Regions from separate parts of the Homo sapiens genome. Here region 1 is linked to region 2. A link is an interaction called in ENCODE POLR2A ChIA-PET data of the cell type or tissue named here. Cell type or tissue: OCI-LY7. All regions are shown on one strand. Each heading gives the region's core, and the rest is flanking DNA. Links, peaks and the distances in the headings are about the cores only.

Region 1 (2,924 bases), core at 152-2,651, 200 kb before region 2:
AGGTGATACTCCCACCTCAGCCTCCCAAGTAGCTGGGACTACAGGCACCTGCCACCATACAAAGCTAATTTTTTTTTTTTTTAACGGAGTCTCACTCTGTCGCCCAGGCTGGAGTGCAGTGGTGTGATCTCAGCTCACTGCAACCTCCACCTCCCGGGTTCAAGCTATTCTCCTGCCTCAGCCTTCTGAGTACCTGGGACTACAGGCACACGCCACCAAGTCCAGCTAATTTTTGTATTTTTAGTAGAGATAGGGTTTCACCATCATGGCCAGGATGGTCTTGATCTCTTGACTTCGTGATCCACTTGCCTCGGCCTCCCAAAGTGCTGGCAGTACAGGCGTGAGCCACCACACCCAGCCTAATTTTTTATTTTTTGTAGAGGTGGGGGTCTCACCGGCCTTGAACTCCTGGCCTCAAGCAATCCTCCACCTCGCTCTCCCAAAGTGCTGTGATTACAGGCATGAGCCACCACAACTAGCTAGAACTTTCTTGATCTGTTGTCTTCAGCAAATAAAAACTATCAGGATTTCATATATTGTAACGAACTGTAGAATTGATCCCTGAAAAGTATAATCTTGGATTTCATATATTGTAAAAACTCCACTCACTCCATTAATTTTATCTTTCTGCACCAGGGAATTCAAGAAATCTTTTCTTTCCTTTTATTTTTTATTTATTTATTTTTTTTGAGATGGAGTCTTGCTATGTCGCCCAGGCTGAAGGGTAGTGGCGCCATCTCGGCTCACTGTCTCAGCCTCCTCAGTAGCTGGGAGGCGCCCGCCACCATGCCCGCTAATTTTTTTTGTATTTTTGGTAGAGACGGGGTTTCGCCATGTTGGCCAGGCTGGTCTCGAACACCTGACCTCTGGTGGTCAGCCCACCTCGGCCTCCCAAGATGCTGAGATTACAAGTATGAGCCACCGTGCCTGGCCATCTTTCCTTTTTAATAGAGTCTGGGTCTCACTATTTTGCCCAAGCTGGTCTGGAACTACAGAGCTCAAGTGATCCTCTTGCCTTGGCCTTCCAAAGTGCTGGGATTACAGGCATGTGGCACCGCACCCAGCCATGTGGAAATATTTTAATGTGCCAATAACCTCAGCCAAACTGTTTAACAATTAACTGTGAAAATAAAAGCCAACAGAAATAAAATTCATTAATGTCCTTAAACCTGTTCTCTTACTGTGAGCATTATATAGATTTCTGATACAAGATATATAAATCATAGTATTGGCCTTCATACATGTCAATGTTACTTACTTCATATATGGTTTTTAATAAGCCTTAACCTAATTTCTATTTAATTCAAGATCTTCAATTAAGACCTAAGTGAGGCTTGAAGCTTTCAACATTATTTCTGTTATTAAAATTCTATCCCCATCCCTTCCTACCCGCATTTCTCCAAACTAAAAAGGTATCACTCAATTCTGAGTTTTTGTTTTTTTTTTTTGAGACGTAGTCTCGCTCTGTTGCCCAGGATGGAGTGCAGTGGCACAATCTCAGCTCACTGCAAGCTCCGCCTCCCGGGTTCACGGCATTCTCCTGCCTCCACCTGCCCAGCAGCTGGGACTACAGACACAGTCCGCCACGCTCGACTAATTTTTGTATTTTTAGTAGAGACGGGGTTTCACTGTGTTAGCCAGGATGGTCTTGATCTCCTGACCTTGTGATCCGCCCGCCTTGGCCTCCCAAAGTGCTGGGATTACAGGCGTAAGCCACCGCGCCCGGCCTCTTCCTGAGTTTTTAAGGAAATCTAGAGTTCTTACCCCACTGAACCTCAACATGACACTTATGTTTAATTATTCTCACACAGAACTACTCTTGTTGCCAGGAAGCAATAAGTTGGCTTCATTGGAAAACATTAATTAGCTTATTTGACTGCAAATTAAAAGTAGGCAGGTTGGGCGCAGTGGATCATGCCTGTAAACCTAGCACTTTGGGAGGCCGAGGCGAGCAGATCACAAGGTCAGGAGGTTGAGACCATCCTGGCCAACATGGTGAAACCCCGTCTCTACTAAAAATACAAAAATTAGCCAGGTGTGGTGACACAAGCCTGTAATCCCATCTAGTTGGGAGGCTGAGGCACGAGAATCGCTTGAACCCAGGAGGCGGAGGTTGCAGTGAACACACCACTGCACTCCAGCCTGGCAACAGAGCGAGACTCCGTCTGGCGAGGAAGAGGGGGAATTAACCAGAGGTCGTGGCACATGCCTGTAGTCCCAGCTACTTTGGAGGCTGAGGCAGGAGAATCACTTGAACCTGGGAAGTGGAGGTTGCAGTGAGCCAAGACTGCACCACTGTGCTACAGCCTGGGCGACAGAGCAAAACTCCACCTCAAAAAAACAAAAAATAATAAAAATGGTTAAGAGAGTAAATTTTATATGTTTACCACAATTAAAAAAAAAAAAATCAGGCCGACCTGGTGGCTCACGCCTGTAATTCCAGCACTCTGGGACACCAAGGCAGGTGGATCACTGGAAGTCAGGAGTTCAAAACCAGCCTGGACCAACATGGCGAAACCCCGTCTCTTTTAAAAATACAAAAATTAGGCCAGGCACAGTGGCTCACAGCTGTAATCCCAGCACTTTGGGAGGCCGAGGCAGTTGGATCACCTGAGGTCAAGAGTTCGAGACTAGCCTGGCTAACATGGTGATACTCCATCTGTATTAAAATAACAAAAAAATTTAGCCGGGCATGGTGGCAGGCACCTATAATACCAGCTACTCAGGGGGCTGAGGCAGGAGAATCGCCTGAACCTAGAAGGCGGAGGTTGCAGTAAGCCGAGATTGCACCACTGCACTTCAGCCTGGGCAAAAATAGCCAGACTCCATCTCAAAAAAAAAAATTAGCTGCACACAGTGGCCTGTAATCCTAGCCACTCTCAAAATAATAATAATAATAAAGCAAGGATTACATTTGCCAGTGG
Region 2 (2,924 bases), core at 235-2,734:
GAATATTTTCAACATACATAATTTTAACAAATAGTTTTGTTGCTTTTTGTTAAGCTTAAAAAAAAATTTGGATCAGAAATTATAGGATTGAGCTGGTACCAAAAGAATCCTAAAGTACAGAATGGTTTTCCAAAAGAGCAGACATTTCAATGAAAATAAAACCCCAAAACATTTTTTTTATATATCATGATTGCATGCTTTTAAAATAAGGAGGCTTATCATTGAATTTTAGTTCCATAAAAATGAAAATACATGTTTATTATTTAGAAATGGTTAGTGACTGGTATTGAAGTATTATTCACACTTATGTTTGTAATAATTTATTTAAAGAATGCCAACAGTTTAGCACACTTTTGTAATCTCTAGAACAGTTCTATACATTAAAAATAAACATTAAAAATAAAGCAGTTCCTTTAAACAACTTACTATGAAACTATAATTGTTAATGAAATAAGATATTCCTATGTATACATTAGTATGATTTAAGGGTATGAAAAACAGTGCTAAAATGTGGAGTTAATTGGAATGTGTGCAGCTGCATACTCACTTTCTGTGTTTTTATATTTCCTTACCTAGTTTTAAAAATCATCACTTTTCGGCACTTCAGCTAGACTTATTTCAATATTATAATTATGATTAATGAAGGAGCAGTCAGAAGTAGAGGTGTGGTATTCCGTGGGCAGAAGTCAAATGAAAAAAGCTATATTGTTTACTTGTTTACTATATCAATGTTAATATTATGCCTTATTTTGATAAATCAAATAGTATATCTTAATCATTGTTGATAAATATACAGGCAAAGTTTGAGCATCATATGTATTTTTATGAAGCTGCTTAATTCCAAATTGCCTCCCACCCCACTATCTAGCATAGTTTAAGCAACACATAATTTTGAAAGAAAAGTTTGTAATCCCTCCTTTCTTTTTTTTGCCCATTTCTAAATCCTGTATGCCCGCAGTAAAGATAGTTTGGGGATTTTAAAAGTTTTCTCTATTACCCATTTCTAAATCCTGTATGTCAAAGATAGTTTGGAGATTATAAAAATTTTCATGTATTGGTGTAGGTTGAGTATCCCTAATGAGAAAATTCAAAATCTGAAATGCTTCAAAATCTGAAATTTTTCGAGCACAGACATGATGCTCAAAGGAAATACTCACAGAGCATTTTACATTTGTAGGTTAGCGATACTCAACAAGTAAATATAATGCACATGTTCTAAAATATCCCCCCAAACCCCAGCAATCCAAAACACTTCTGGTCCTAAGCATTTTGAGTAGGGGATACTCACTCAACCTGTATATTTGTGCTAATACATGACTCATTAGAATGATTCTTTGTAAACTTAATATTTTAAAAGTACAGCACTTCTGTAGTATGGAAGGTTTCAGTAATAATTATATTCATTCAGTAGTCTCTTACCATTATCTCCCAGATGGAAAAAGAGGACTAATGTGGAAACCCCAGAGGGTGTCCAGTTGGACCAGGGAGATATTAGACACTTAACAGTATTTTCAGTCTGTCCATCTCTTTATTCCAATGTGAGAAATGGAAGTGTTTTTTTTTTTACGTTTATTGGCTCTTCATATTTCTCTACATTATTTTTAATGTGCAGTTTCTTCAATTGGTTAGTATTTCCATACTATTTGCAACTTTATGGCCTTTAAATATAGGACATATTATATAGCAGAAATTTTGACTTTAAATCCTCTTGAGTAGTATATTTTGAGAAGAAAAGCTATACTGCTCTTCTGGATGGTTTCCATCCTTTATTTAGGTCTTTTCTTTTTGAATTCAAGTGTTTTGTATGCTTAGAAAGTAGACATGTATAATATTGAGATCGGTTATTTCTGAGCTGGAAATTGGAAACTTTGGAAACTCAGGAAATTGCTCTGACAATGTTTTAACTGCTCTCAATTTAAGAAAATGACGAAATGTATAAAAAAGACAAAAATAACGTGTGCTGTTTTTTCCAAGTGCTTTTTCTAAGTGCTTTTCCATTGTGCAATGAGGTGAAGTTTGGTAATTTTTCGGTGTAGTAGTTAAATATTGCTCAATTTTTATTTACATGTAAAGAAAACAGATTTAAATGTTTATGTGGCCAAAAGGTGTCATTTAAAAGGTAAAATAAGTTTATGTAGAATGTATGTTCATGGTGCTTATTTTTAAAATGTAATTCAAGTTTACAGTATTACTTAATGCTTCTTTACAGAATTTAATAGAGAAACAAGGCTAGAACACATCTACATCCTGAAGAGCCGTTTATAACTTCATATTATATGATGACAAAGTTCATTATTTTCCTTAAAGTTGAGCAATTGACTTTTATGGTCCAATGATGAACTTATTATTAATAAATGATTGAGTTAACTGTGAGGCTTCTCATTAAAATACAATATTGCAGCTATCAGTTGGAGAATATATTATAAAATTTTCAGACAGTATATCAGAAAAATGTTTTTATTTGTACTGTATAGAAAATGTAATTTTGCTGTTAACTCTGTACTTTTTAAATTGAAAATGTTTTATAAATTTGCTTTTAAATTTTCTTATGAAGCCATTTGCAAATTACATACTTAATTTAATAAAATACTTTAGCCACAGTCCAGTGTGAGGAAATCCTTCATTTGATGTATTAGAGTTAGTGGGTTAAATATTTTAAAATATTTTCATGTCTAACTTTGTAATTTCAGGGGGAAAGTGTCATGAAAATTTTATTTCTGTACCAAAACTTTTCTTCTGGTTTACGTTTTCTGTAGCAAATAAGAGTCTACTTTTGAACCAGATAAATGGATTGGCTATGGTTTCTCTCCTCACACCCTGTATCTTTTAACTGATATCAAAATTAAGAATTATATCTCTTAGAGGCCAGACGCGGTGGCTTATGCTTGTAATCCCAGCACTTTAGGAGGCTGAGACGGGCAGGT

What was found. Peaks named below come from ENCODE experiments on the same cell type or tissue, not always from the same donor. Only the 100,000 strongest peaks of a DNase experiment are listed, where the experiment ranks them.
Region 1: POLR2A ChIA-PET joins it to region 2 with 12 read pairs; 2 of 35 experiments call an interaction of 5 or more read pairs at or near these places.

Annotation. Positions count from the first base shown.
Region 1 is chr4:39,960,628-39,963,551 of GRCh38, forward strand. All of the region lies in intron 2 of PDS5A (PDS5 cohesin associated factor A), which reads right to left. Among named protein-coding and RNA genes, the nearest start is that of PDS5A, 16 kb to the right of the region's middle. RefSeq lists an enhancer at 1,357-1,416. In OCI-LY7, for the core only: CTCF peaks have their summits at 1,553 and 1,778; a DNase peak (open chromatin) is centred at 1,574; H3K4me3 peaks cover 1,285 bases; H3K27ac peaks cover 1,925 bases.
Region 2 is chr4:40,155,653-40,158,576 of GRCh38, forward strand. N4BP2 (NEDD4 binding protein 2) reads left to right here. Exons shown (of 18, transcript NM_018177.6): 18 at 1-2,600. Among named protein-coding and RNA genes, the nearest start is that of RHOH, 40 kb to the right of the region's middle. In OCI-LY7, for the core only: no CTCF peak of the experiment used is centred there; no DNase peak of the experiment used is centred there.